2 separate regions of the Homo sapiens genome follow, and region 1 is linked to region 2. A link is a loop called in an ENCODE intact Hi-C map of the cell type or tissue named here. Cell type or tissue: psoas muscle. All regions are shown on one strand. Each heading gives the region's core, and the rest is flanking DNA. Links, peaks and the distances in the headings are about the cores only.

Evidence for each region. Peaks named below come from ENCODE experiments on the same cell type or tissue, not always from the same donor. Only the 100,000 strongest peaks of a DNase experiment are listed, where the experiment ranks them.
Region 1: it touches region 2 in a loop (3-fold over the local background); 2 of 110 quality-filtered maps call a loop at or near these places.

Annotation. Positions count from the first base shown.
Region 1 is chr4:123,826,067-123,828,988 of GRCh38, forward strand. All of the region lies in intron 3 of LINC01091 (long intergenic non-protein coding RNA 1091), which reads left to right. Among named protein-coding and RNA genes, the nearest start is that of LINC01091, 180 kb to the left of the region's middle. In psoas muscle, for the core only: no CTCF peak of the experiment used is centred there; no DNase peak of the experiment used is centred there; H3K27ac peaks cover 1,429 bases.
Region 2 is chr4:123,586,659-123,589,580 of GRCh38, forward strand. No RefSeq gene overlaps it. Among named protein-coding and RNA genes, the nearest start is that of LINC01091, 62 kb to the right of the region's middle. RefSeq lists an enhancer at 2,174-2,223. In psoas muscle, for the core only: no CTCF peak of the experiment used is centred there; a DNase peak (open chromatin) is centred at 1,563; H3K4me3 peaks cover 1,519 bases; H3K27ac peaks cover 2,342 bases.

The DNA.
Region 1 (2,922 bases), core at 242-2,741, 240 kb after region 2:
GAGGGGAGATAATGCCTGTCAACATCTATCACAAAATGTTGCTCAACTTACTGATGAATTAATAAAAAGTCATCTGTACTCTCTTCTGAAGCCCATCATCTGCTCCTGTAAGCCTTATTTCCCACTGTTCTTCTATATAGTGTATGCTCTAGTCAAAAATTTGACTCTTGCTATCATTCATTAATTCCTTCAATCAGTGAGTGTTTTTGAGTGTCTGCTATGTGCCAGACACTATTCTGGCCTCCAAAGATCCATTAAAACAAGCAAAACAAAAACCAGACACATTTCATGGTCTCATGGACCCCACATTCTAGTATAGCCTGGGCATTCCAGCTTTGTGTCTTTCTCTTCTTTAGTGGTCCCTCCTTAAGTATTGCCAGTCCTAACTTTCAACTGTTCCCTATGTTTCAAAGTTGTCTTGAATCCACAAAGTGCCTTATTAAGAGTAAGTTAATAGACTTACTCTTAACACTTGCAAGGTTGCGAGGCCTAGGATTGAAGTATGAATGAAATCTACATACTATTTGTATAAATATTTAAAAGATACAAGTTTAGCTGAAAACTCTGATAGCTATACAATTTCAAAATTTTAAAAATGTGTAAGGCTATGGTGTTTATTTTTCTAAAAGTTGGCAAAGTATCCAAGATTACTACGTGTATTTTTGAGCATATTTGGCTATTCTGTGTTGTTTAGCTCTTAAAAATTTTAAATGTTTAATATTGCAGACTGTTGCTCAGCTTCTATGTGCTCCTATTGCAAACATACTAATTTACTAAAGTATGAATGTGTCCACATGCCACACCTGGAACCTGTGGAGAAGAATAGCCCAGCAACAGCTGGGAAAGATGCTTCATTATAAAGAATCCTTTGCACCCATACTGAAAAGAAGAACTGTACAAGTTAATTAATTTGTGTTTTCTCTTACCTAACTCTTCTGCTGCTCACATCTTTCCCATATAACAAAGTAGTATCATCTCTGAAGTCAGCAGCAGCTGGCCTCATGCCATTTCATACCATTTTCATGCAGTCATCTTTTGTTCTGGGGACAAATGACAAGAGGTTTGAAGAGTTGATTATTTGGGACTTGAAGGAGGTTTGACATGAGAACCTGCATTTAAAACCACAGATTGGGCTCTGCTTGCTGGACCCCAGGTGACGATATATCCACGTATTCTGTTATAAATTTGGGTTTGTATGTTCATAATGTGTGGCACTCTCTAAAGTGTGAGGCCCAAAGGAGGATATTCTTACACAGGCCTGAAGGTAATACTTTCTGAAGGAAACTTTACTTGGACTAGGAGTGATCTATAATTCTGAAATCTCTAAACACTGCATTTTTTTTGTAATGTCTGGAAAAATGTGAGAAATGCTATAATACTTTGCCCATATGTCATATCTCCTCATAGAAAAAAAGTATTTTATGAGTATGAAAGTAATTTATTTGTTTTTTCAACCACCATCTGTGCACAATAGATTCAAGATTATAGAGTATTGTTTAAAAAAAAATTGAACAGCTAAACTAAGTACGAAAATGCAAATAACTGTAATTCATAATCCTTGCTTTCTTAAACTTAAGAATAAGTTTTATACATCTCTGTGACAGGGTAATTAACAACCACCACCAAATGGCAAATGTGAATTGCAGTGTGGGCGGGAGAGGAGTGAGGGAAGGAAGAAGAGTAAGAATCAGTTTAGTTTAAGAGGAAATTAGGAAATACTAATGGGAAGGTTCAGAAGGAAATAAGAGTTACAGGATTAGAGGTCAAGGCAGAGATTAGGGTTAGTGAATGATTTCTGCATTGTGGTTCAGAATTATAATAATGATATTTGCCTCTGTGGTGGTAATCAATACATTTCATAAGTGTTTCCTATGTGTCAATGATTCTATTGAATATTTTACATGTACCAGCTCATTTAGTCCTTAGAACCACATGAGGTTGCTGTTACCACAATCCTTCTCTTTGAGATCATATAAATAAGGCTTTGAGATGGTTACTTGCTAACAGAGCCAGGAAGTGAACCCAGGTGTATCTGACTGCAAAGCTTCCTTTTAATCACAAGGATATTTGAAGTCATTGGATAGGATTCAGGCTCCTTGGAATAAGGCAAAGAAAAATAAAAGAAGAAAAGGACAGTTAGAGAATGGTAACATCTTGGAGAAGAAAAAGAAGCTTTATTAATTTGGCTAACTTATGAGTGAACAAAATCCCACTTGAATTGATTTAAGCAAAAGAGGGGATTTTAATGGAAGGCTAAGCTATGAAAGAATGGGACAACCATGATTGGAGAAAGGTCAATATCTTTTATAGTATCGAGAACCAAACTCCAGCATCAAGCTTGTTTCCCTGTCTCTTAGCCGTGCTTCTTTTCTCCATATGTCAAGCTCATTCTTATCTCTTTCTAAAGAGTTTTTTCCATGTGGCAAGAACTCAGGTAACCAAAATTTCCAAAATTTTATAGCTTATGATTTCAGTCAACAGAGTCACATTGGCATGACTCTTTGGCTCTTGAGTCCAAAAATCAGGACGAGGTACTAATTGTCCCTGCCTAGGTCAAGACATACCAATAGTATTAGGATGCTTTTTGCTGCACAACAAAAAACATGAATAACCTCTTATTGTATATTTTTCTTACATAACAAGAAGTTTAGAGGGAGGGGTTCTAGAGTTGGTCAGGGCTAAATGTCAAGGGGCAGATTATCTAGGATTCTTTTAGCATTCTGTGTGGGTAGAAGCATTAATGCCGTTGTTGTCATAACCATATCCTTATGGTAGCATATGAAGCAGAAAAGAGGCAGGAAAAATAACTCTCCTTGTGTGACATTCTCTTTTTATTTGGAGAGAAATAACTGCATTTCAGGGTTAATGGGATCTGAACCTAATACAATTTTGGGATCTTCTTTAAGAAAACCAGAAAAATAT
Region 2 (2,922 bases), core at 235-2,734:
AACTCAAATGTCTCTCAACTGGGAATGGGTATAATTACTGTGGCAGATTTATAAATGGAATACTTCTTAGCAATAAAAAGGAATGAACTACTGCTACAGTAATAACAGTAATAATTTGGATGGATCTCAAATGCATTATATTAAGTGACAGGAGCCATACTCTAAAGACTGCAGACTGAATGCTTTCATATATATATAACATGCAGGACCATAGGAACAGAAAACAGGGATGCCAGGGACTGGGGCTGAGGGGAAGGGGTTAGCTGCAATAGGATGGGATATGTTTTGGGGTAATGGAACTTGTCTATATCTTGATTGTGGTGGTGGTGGTTACATGACTGCATGTATTTATCAAATTTCACGGAACTGTACATGAAAAAGGGAGAATTTGACATATGTAAATCATACTTTAGTACAAAAGACATTACTAATTAAGTTTATTTTAGGCCTGAACTAACTGGTAAGCCCTGAGAATACAGAGATCAATAAGAAGGTCAATCTAGCTGAAGAAGTAAATGTGAAGGGACATAGGCAAATATAATACAAGTCAGCCCATGGTATTTTATAATAGAGATGTAATACAGTACTAGGGTAGCCTAAAGAAGGTTGCAGTAAGTGGAGCACAGTGGCTTGCACCTGTAATCCCAGCACTTTGGGAGGCCAAGGCAGGCAGATTGCTTGAGCCCAGGAGTTCAAGACCAGCCAGGACAACATGGTAAAACTCCATCTTTACTAAAACTACAAAAATTAGCTGGGCATGGTGGCACACACCTGTAATCCCAGCTACCCAGGAGGCCAAGGTGGAAGGATCACTTGAGCCCAGGAGGTCAAGGCTGCAGTGAGCTATGATCGTGCCACTGCATTCCAGCCTGGGTGACAAAGCAAGAGCCTGTCTCAAAAACAAAAAATATTGCTTTAAACTCTAATATTGTCTGTATGTGTGTGCTCATGTTCTGGGGGCAGGTGGGTGGGGGGCAGGTGTGTAACAGAGCCTCACAAGGAAGTGACATTCAATGAATGGAAAATAATTCCTCTGTAAGTTAGGTTGAGTGAGGAACAGAGAACAGGCACATCCAAATCACAGTCACTAATGTGAATAGAGTAAATGAGTTCTCAAAAAAAGAAAAAGAAAAAAGAAAGAAAAAGGCGAGCATGAGTTTTTATTTTTATTTATTTATTTACTTTTTATTATTTTTTTTTGAGACCGAGTCTCACTCTGTTGCCCAGGCTGGAGTGCAATGGCGTGATCTCAGCTCACTGCAACTTCCGTCTCTGGGGTTCAAGCAATTCTCTTGCCTCAGACTCCCAAGTAACTGGGATTACAAGCACATGTTGCCACGTCCAGCTAATTTTTTTGTATTTTAATAGAGATGGGGGTTTCACAGTGTTGCTCAGGCTGATCTCAAACTCCTGAGCTCAGGCAATCCACCCGCCTGGGCCTCTCAAAGTGCTAGGATTACAGGCGTGAGTCACCGTGCCCAGCCTGTGAGTTTTTAATAAACCAGTTAAAATTTGTTTATCCAAAGGAGAAGAAATACAAACAATACTGGACACATGCAAGATGTGTTTTTTCTTAGCGGCAGCTGCTAACCATCCTGGCTTCCTGGCAGGGAGCAGGTTATCATCTATCCTGTGACTACGAGGGCACACCCTGCGTTAGCCCTGAGGCAAAGAGATAATAATAGCATGCTAGACTGGCAGCCTACACTCTGGAAGGGTTTATGAGGAGGAAGTCCGCAATTACATATTTCTGGGCAAACATTAACCAAGATTGAAACCCAGATTTGAAGAAAAATAGCAGGCTGGAATCTTCAGACAGATTCTGTAGCTGTTCTGTGGATTGAAACAGTAGTCAGACACGCTGCTAACTCCAAAAGGTAAGGTAAAAGATTGAGATGGCAGTATATAAAACTTGGTAAGAAAACTTTTCCACACCTGCCCACAGAATGTGTTCTGTAACACACAGAGCATTGTCCACATATGAATGATGAGAAATTATTTACATTCATGACAACAGAACCGAAGCCACAACATAGGGTCTATTGTTCACCTCATAGGGGTGACCGAATCTATTTATCCATGTGGTTTGGGAGCTCACCACTGTGCATTGAAGGGCCTCCTGTTGGCAACATCACCAAGAGCATTTCAGTCACTGTTACTACAATCTGAACAATTTGGGTTCCACGCTGTGGTTTTGTAATTTCTATTTTTAAAACTTGAACCATGGTGTGTCCAGTCTTGGTTGGGCATACTTAAAATGAAACTGTTAAGCTAAAATTAGCTTGACATCAAGACGTTGCATGTTCATTTTCCTTATATTTATAGCTGACCACAGTCATTATACAGAAGCCATCTAGTCTTTACTGTGCACTCTAGGGAACAGGAGGGGCAGTGGGAGTAACCAAAAAAAGAACTACAAGTTTTTCCAAAGGCGGTTGGTCGTAACTACTGCCTGAGCAGAGCGGTGCCTGCGTCTTAGTGAGGTCAGCCCAAGTGGGACTGACCTCACTAAGATGAGGACTTTCCTTTGAACAGCTGTTTACTCTTCAGTTCTTCTGCAGTTAATCAACAGTGATGGGACCTTTTCTAAAAGTTTTGCTTAGGGCCTCAGAATTTAACTTAAATCACCACGAAGGAAGTATATACAACAAAGCTTCCTCTTAGTATTTCTTCACCAAGTAATTATCTACTGACATATCCAACAGGTGAAGATAAATGGACTCATCATGGTGTAAAAAAGAATTTTTGACTAAGAGTCAGAAGATCTTAGTTTTAGTTCAGTTTTTCTTCCGTTGGGTGTGTGGTTTGGGCCTCAATTTCATCCAATAAAATTCAAAGGGTTGAACTAAGATCCTTCCAGTTCAAAATTCTGATATTTCTCAACTTCTCGGAAGGAAGAAAGATAAATTGCATAATTCTAAT